Linked DNA regions of Homo sapiens: region 2 is linked to region 1. A link is a loop called in an ENCODE intact Hi-C map of the cell type or tissue named here. Cell type or tissue: MCF 10A. All regions are shown on one strand. Region 1 has its middle 110 kb from the start of TBL1X. Region 2 overlaps TBL1X (transducin beta like 1 X-linked).

Region 1 (4,000 bases):
GTAGCCTGCCTATGAGGAACAAGACATGGCAGTTTGGGGACAGTGTGTCACTTCTACATTACAGAGAGCTGTTGCGCATGATTCCATCCAACTGCTTGTCACTGCACAGAGCTGCACTGGGGAAACAAATAATGCATAACTATTTTTAAAAAATAAACAGAGCATCCACGGGTTTTTAAAATGTAATCTGCAACATTTATAGAACTATGTTAGGAATTATAAACTATGTTAGGTGAGCAATTGGCCATCTGAATGCTTTCCCTGTGAATTGTTTGTGGGGGAATGAGTCATCCTTTTCCCCTTTCTTGGACCTGCATCCATTATCCTGCAGTGGAGCGATGTGTTCATATATGACTTACACATGGGACCAGCTGCATGATTTGTGGGGCGCAGTGCAAAATGTAAATTTGGGGTCCTTTGTTCAAAAGCAGAAAAGAAAGATTTTTCCTTCCCTCCTCCCCAGTCGTTCTGGACCTGTCATGGTGTTTTTTCACTTATTCTTATTATTGTTAGAGACAGGTTCTTGCTTTGTGGCCCAGGCTAGAATACAATGACACAATCATAGGTCACTGCAGGCTTGACATCCTGGGCTCAAGCAATCCTCCCGCCTCAGCCTCCCAAGTAGCTGGAACTAGAGGCACACACTCCTGCGCCTGGCTTTTGCTTTTTACTCTTAATGCAGCACCTCTTTGGGCATAGGGATACTCGGAGGGCCAATGTGGACTCTCACAGGCTCCCGGGGTCCCACCCACGACTTGGCAGGTGGGGCACATGCCTGCTGACCTGAACCTCTCCGCGCCTGCCAGAAGGCAGAGAGTAGCCACATCATTGGATGGGGGCAGGGAAGTGGAGCACAGAGAGTCCATCCTGGGAGGCAGGGAGGTGGCACCTCCAAGCCCTGGGCTCATGCTCCACTGTCCTGTCAGACCGTCGCTTTCAAAATACAAACTCAAAGACAACATGATGAGGCATTGCAATATGGAGGTTGCAGAACATTAAACCAGTCCATGTGGGACTGAACTGTCACAAGGCAGCAAAGCTGGCCCTGCTTACACATAAAATACTAGCTAATCTCTATATAATCAGGGAAAGGTTACATTAGAATGTTTTCCAAATCACAAGGATGATACTATAACCAGCTACCCAAAACATTCATACTTTTAGGTTAAAATTTACATTTTAGTCTCCTTGACGTCTGGGTATTTGGAAAAAAAGAAAAAAAATTAACGTTTTAGGCACTTCCATTTTTCTCGAGAGCCAAAATTTTCCTTTTGTTTTCATTATTAATGTCTATACAACGAAAACATGCATCGTACATTTTTAAAATCGACTTTCCTTTTGCTGTTTTTGCCATACATTTCCTGACTGGTTTGTAAAACAGCCAAAAAGAACTGAGGAGTGGTAGCTTATGCTATGACCAAAAAATATACATTTCACAAAATTAAGTTGTCCCACGCTTGAAAATAAAATAAAATCACTTGCCAGTGACTTTGAATGTGGCTAAGCAGTGTGGCTTGCCAATTATGAGGTGTGAAGATAAAGGACTGTCACGCTAAACTTGTCTTCTTTCATTTGATGTCAGTTTCTCAGAGTAGGGACCTTGAACCACCTGTACTGAACTTGGAACCACCTCAACCTGCCCAGCTCCATGGATCCCAGCTCCAGGGTGAGATCTTAGGTGACTGCCTTTGTAACACGCATCACAGGTGGCTGAAACACACCCACAGTTTGAGACCCACTGTCTGGTCTAACATCACTCTGTCCTCGGAGTTTTTTTTTTTTTTTTTTTTTTTGAGACAGAGTTTCGCTCTTGTTGCCCAGGCTAGAGTGCAGTGGCGCGATCTCGGCTCACCGTGACCTCCACCTCCCACGTTCAAGCGATTCTCCTGCCTCAGCCTCCCGAGGAGCTGGGATTACAAGCATGCGCCACCACGCCTGGCTAATTTTGTATTTTTAGTAGAGATGGGGTTTCTCCATGTTGGTCAGGCTGGTCTCGAACCCCTGACTTCAGGTGATCCGCCCGCCTCGGCCTCCCAAAGTGTTGGGATTACAGGCGTGAGCCACTGCACCCAGCCTTGTACCCGGAAATTGAGAACAACACAAGCCCCTCCCAGAAACACTACACATCCTCTCTTGTTGTGGCTGCTGAACTTACTCTGACACATTCCTTGGCTGAAATACCAGCAAGCCACAGACACACCTTGCCTAAAGGCGTCCACAACACCACTGATGCAAGCAGTCGCACAGCAAAATTTTGCGGCCACAGGGATCCACCTGCTGGCCCACAACTCACATCTCTGGCCGCATTGGGTTCCAAGTGCGCTCAGGAGTTAATCACACACCCTTTCTTCTTGGCTTCTCTCCTCTCCTGAGGCAGGTATTACAAATACAAACACCCATTTCCTTCTCTGTGTTTATGCTTTCTTGGCACAATTCCTACTTGAAAGGTAGGAACAAAAATTCAAAATGCAAATACCCTCAGCTCAGGAATCACATTCTTATCTTTTCTTAGGAGATGACTTGTTTTTAACTTTAAAAAATCCTCAACATAAAAAAATGGTTTTTGTTACATTCTTGAGACAGAAATCTGCTAACTTGGCAAATTTTTTTTAAACTTATTCCTTTCGTTATGGTCACACACACCTTTCTTTTCTAGGGGCAGCAGTAATTTGCATTAGACACGACGCACACTTGCTTTCATTTCTCAGTGTCTAAAATACCATCTTCTTGTCACTTCTCTTTATCAAGCCATGCACCTAACAATGACTTGTTCGCTTCAGGAGACTCAGGAAAAGGAGCTGCTGGTCCTTGTTTTATCTGCACATTTCTTGAAGGATCCCATCCAGCAAAACCTGGCCTGCCTTCCCTGGAATTTTAATTTTGCCCCAGATTGTGTGTTGGTTTTATTATTTAAACAAATTTTAAATTACAGGAGTACAAGGAGCCCTAGAAGCAAAAGAAACTATTCAGATGACTGCTTAGAAGCTTTCGTAAATTCTGCAAGGTGGTGATAACTGTCGATGACTCGGCAGGTTTTTCGGAGAAATGTACAGGAAGCGAAACCCACTGCGTGTCTAACGGGTCCAGTATGTCATTGTGCAACGTCCCACAGGCCTTCAATGTCCTCAGAGCTATTTTGTGACCTACACACTGCATGGAGATGCCCCACCGGCTTTGATTGCACCCTCTAGCAAAAGAGATTTCCCTGCAGCTTGAATGGGGCAAAGCAAGTTCTTTGAAACAACAACCAAAAAGATGCGGGTTGGGGAGAAAAGCTTGGCTCTTTCCCCAGACTCTCTGGATAGCGCAGCTTTCCTTTTTTCTATCCTCCTGGCTTTTTGTTCTCCATCATTACTCTGAGTCAGCAAGGAAGAAATGGCAAGGGACTCCGGAAAAACATGTGTGATAGGGTGCCTGAGCAAAAGGCAACATTTCATCAGTTCTTTTTATGAATCAGTCTTTGATTTGGGGATGTACTGTCCAAAGTGAAAGACTCCTTGGAGATTTGCCTGGTAAGAGAGAGACATGTGGTAAACCAATTCAAGGTCAGGCAGATCGGGCTTGGGTTGCATAGGTTTTTGTAGCCCAGCCCCCCAGGCTCTCCACTCACCCTACAGCACGCATTAGCTGCGTGTCTCTTTGCATAGAGTCGCTTTTCATAAGGATCCTAAGGTGCAGGGGAGCAGCAGCCAAGGACAGCTGCCCAAAGTAGCCTGCTTCCAGGACTGCAAAGAAATGGAAAGAGCAGCATGAAAGGACCCAGTCATGGCCTGGCACAGTGGCTCACACCTGTAATCCCAGCACTTTGAGAGGCCAAGGCGGCCGGATCACTTGAGGTCAGGAGTTTGAGACCAGCCTGGCCAACATGGTGAAACCCTGTCTCTACTAAAAAATACAAAAATTAGCCGGGCATGGTGGCACGCACCTGTAATCCCAGCTACTTGGGAGGTTGAGGCAGGAGAATCACTTGACCCCAGGAGACAGAGGTTGCAGTGAGCCA
Region 2 (4,000 bases), 220 kb after region 1:
TGACAAATTATCCAAGAGTTTTGATCATGTAAAAAATGTAATAGATTGTTGGAGAGTGTGGGAAGGATTATCAAAGAGTACAAAGAAAACTGAAATGAAAACAGAGGCAAATAATAATTCTAGGAGAACACAAAAAGTATACTAAAAAAAAATCATAGGCTGGGTGCGGTGGCTCACGCCTGTAATCCCAGCACTTTGGGAGGCCGAGGCGGGCGGGTCACGAGGTCAGGAGATCGAGACCATCCTGGCTAACACGGTGAAACCCCGTCTCTACTAAAAATACAAAAAAAATTAGCCGGGCGTGGTGTTGGGCACCTGTAGTCCCAGCTACTCGGGAGGCTGAAGCAGGAGAATGGCGTGAACCCGGGAGGTGGAGCTTGCAGTGAGCCAAGATGGCGCCACTGCACTCCAGCCTGGGTGGCAGAGCGAGACTCCGTCTCAAAAAAAAAAAAAAAAAAAAAATCATAATCATACTATATTGCCCACTCAGCAGTGCCCATTCCATTGTCAAAGTAATATATGTGAAATATTGATTTAGCTGAAAAAAAAAGTTATATGAGCTATCGAAAACGTGGAAGGGTCAGTGTAAGATTGGTGGTGGGAATGTAAAAAACCAACAATCCTTACCTATGTGTGTGAAAATCAGTAAGTGATATCTAAACTTGATGTATTGATTAGAGTATCACAAACAGACTATTTAGAAACATGGAAGTCTGGCCAGGCATGGTGGCTTATGCCTGTAATTACAACACTTCGGGAGGCCGAAGCGGGAACGTCACTAGAGCCCCGGTGTTTGAGACCAGCCTGGGCAGCATAGCGTGACCCTTTCTCTACCAAAAAATTTAAAGCATTAGCCAGGCATGGTGGTGTGCTCCTGTGGTCCCAGCCACTGGAGAGGCTGAGACAGGAGGATCACTTGAGTCCTGGAGGTCAAGGCTGCAGTGAGTCGTGATGGTGCCACTGCACTCCAGCCTGGGTGACAGTGAGACCCTGTCCCAAAAACAAAAAACAAAAACAACAACAAAAAAACAAACTTGGAAGTCACTATGCAGGGAACAGCACCAATAACAGAAACAGCTCCAAGAAAGTGGTTGCTTTGGGAAGTGGAATTGGTGATAGATGGTGCTAAAAGGCATGTAATTAATAAAAGGAGCCTTTTGCCTCACCTGCATTTTAAAAAAAATTTTGTACATGTATTACTTTGTAAAGACTAAAAGTGGTTTGGAAAGTGAAAGTATAGGATATACTATCTGTATAATTACAGACATTTTGGCATAGTTAAAAGCAGGGTTTCACAACCTTGGCATTGATTGACGTTTGTGTCAAATAATTCTCTTTGTTAAGAGGACCTGTCCTGTGTGTTGTGGGATGTTCCGCAGCATCTCTGGCCTCCACCCACTGGATGCCAGTGGCATTCCTCCGCCAGTCCTGACAAATAACAGTATCTCTAGACATTGCCCAATGTTTCCTGGGGGTCAAAATTACCTGTAAGAACCACTTGTTTTGAAGGATTTTTAAATATGTCATTGAATAAACCTCAATATATAACCCTGCTGTTTGATATTGGTAATACAGGAAACACCAGCTTCCTTACACAGACCTTGAACCCTGGAGCAAATGAAGCGGTTTGGAATCCTCTGGCACTGGAACACCCGCAATGCTCATGCTGGTGCATGTATTAGTCAGCGTCTGGCTCTTGGCCCGGTTAATTCAGAGCTCACTAAAAACAGAAAAGGGATCAGGAGGAAACTGCAGCTTCTCTGTCATGCTTAGTGGCTTCTGAAAACATATTTTAGATTTTTCATGTTGCTTTCATGATGGTACAACTTGAATTTCTCTGGAGTTGAAATGTTAATCATTATGGCAAAAATATTGCACCCTTTGGATGCATTCCAGTGCTCAGGTGGCTGCGGACAGATCCTCTCTGTCTCTCTGCTTCCCTCCACAATTCTTTTGCAAGTTCTTAGTTAAGTTATTGTCAAGTGTTTTTCCCTAGAATTGACACAGGAAGTCAACAGGAAAATGGTATCTCAGATTTTTTGATGTGGATGAAACCTCATAAATAGTTTAAAACCCTCATTTCACAGCTGAGGAAACTCTGGTGCAGAGAGGGTTTTTTACAATTAATTGGGAGCACAATGGGGCCTGGAACTCTGTTCTTCTGTTTTACTCTTTCCTTTTAAAATACAACATGTGTGCCCAGTAATGCTGGAGGAGGATGATAGAACGGGCTGGGGAAGGGCTAGGGCATCTGGCGGGTCATGGGAGTTTGTCAGGATTTTCGCACTGTTAGAAGTTCTCAGCATCCTCTGCCAGGGGCGTGTACCCTTAGTAAGCTTAGAGAAAATGGCACAGAGAGGCAGGAAGTGTAGTTTCCATGATCTTTCCAGGAGGTGCTCCTGTACCTCAGTTCCTGATGGCCCAGAACTGGGTGGAGAGTGTAGGCTGGTGCATTGGCGTGTCTGACAGGGAAGACCCTGGCCTCCTTATCTTGCAGCTCTTGCTACCAGGGCACTCATGGAGCCAGCGTGCACCGCCACTGCAGCTGTTCTTGAAGAAGTGGCCAGAAGAGTGAAATTGGCCCGTTGAGGAAGGGTGTGGAGCTGCTTCTCTGTGGGTCCCTGCATGACTTCCCTGTTCCTTCCCCTGGGATCAACCTTCCTCACCCCACATGGTTCAGCAGATGAGGGTTAAGTCTGCCCCAGCTTGGGGGACGCTGGTGTCCCACTCAAACCGGTTGTCCAGTATTTTGGTGCTGCACCAGGAGAGTGCCATCTGCAGTCTGCAGGGCTGTCTTGCCCAGGTGGCCCCTTCTTCCCTCGGATGGATGGGGCATACTGTTCTGACCACCATGTCTCCTTCCAGGCCACATCCTCTTTCGTGAGCACTGTGAGGGCATCACCCCACATTTTTAGAAACCTCAGCGCCCCATCTTGCCCCCATCCCTTGCCTTTGGCACCACTTAAACTACAGCCTCATTCTCTTCCTCCTCGCCTGAGTTCTCCAGCCAACTCAAGTGCCACCTCCTCCATGAAGCCCCTGTAGGTTTCCTCCACTGGGACAAGGACGCGCAGAGATGAAAGGCAGAGAAGTCCAGCCCTGGGACTTCCAGGCCGTCAGTTCAATCCTTTGAGCCTCTGTCTCCTCCTCTGTGCAGTGGGGCAGTTCAGTGCTCCCCCTTAGTGCTGTGGCACGCTGCGTTGATTGGCCTGGGTGCTGTTGCGGATGCCCAGCGAGTTCTCTGTCTCCCTCCTGGTTCTTGTCCCACTCCCTGCTCCCTGTTACAGCCTGGAAGTGGTTGGACGGTTTCCCCTGGGAGTCTTGAGAACCCCCAAAGACGCCATGCATCTTCTTGTCCTCTTTTCGTGGCATGTTCTGTGTTGTGTGTGTGTGTCTGTGCAACGTGCTGTGGCATTATGTGTGTCTGTGTTTGTGGCGTGTTGTGTTGCATGTGTCTGTCTGTACTGTGTGTGTTGTGTGTGTTGTGTGTCTCTGGCGGGCTGTGTATGTTGTGTGTGTCTGTGCACGTGCTGTGCGGCATGCTGTGTATGTTGTATATGTCTCTGGTGGGCTGTGTATGTTGTGTGTGGCTGTGTATTTTGTGTGTCTGTGTGGCTATATGCGGCGTGCTGTGCATGTCGTGTCTATCTGCACCGTGGTTTGTGTGTTGTGTCTATCTGCGTGGTGTACTGTGTGTGTTGTGTCTATCTGTGCAGTGTGTCTGTGTGGTGTGCTCTGTGTATGTTGTGTCTATCTGTGCAGTGTGCTGTGTGTGTGTGTGTGTGGTGTGCTGTATGTCTGTCTGTGCAAGGTGCTATGTGTATGTCGTGTCTGTGCAGTGTGCTGTGTGTGTGTCTGATGTGCTGTGTGTGTTGTGTCTATCTGCAGTGTGCTGTGTGTGTGTCTGTGTTGTGTGCTGTTTGTGTTGTCTCTATCTGTGCAGTGTGCTGTGTGTATGTCTGTCTGGTGTGCTCTCTGTATGTTGTGTCTATCTGTGCAG

The links. Peaks named below come from ENCODE experiments on the same cell type or tissue, not always from the same donor. Only the 100,000 strongest peaks of a DNase experiment are listed, where the experiment ranks them.
Region 2: it touches region 1 in a loop (3-fold over the local background); 2 of 110 quality-filtered maps call a loop at or near these places.

Annotation. Positions count from the first base shown.
Region 1 is chrX:9,349,772-9,353,771 of GRCh38, forward strand. No RefSeq gene overlaps it. Among named protein-coding and RNA genes, the nearest start is that of TBL1X, 110 kb to the right of the region's middle. RefSeq lists enhancers at 2,663-3,862, 2,941-3,000, 3,021-3,130. In MCF 10A, a CTCF peak has its summit at 2,294 (motif pointing left); DNase peaks (open chromatin) are centred at 2,220, 3,080 and 3,440.
Region 2 is chrX:9,564,832-9,568,831 of GRCh38, forward strand. The region is part of intron 2 of TBL1X (transducin beta like 1 X-linked); the gene reads left to right. Among named protein-coding and RNA genes, the nearest start is that of TBL1X, 100 kb to the left of the region's middle. RefSeq lists an enhancer at 3,435-4,000. In MCF 10A, no CTCF peak of the experiment used is centred here; DNase peaks (open chromatin) are centred at 1,380 and 1,660.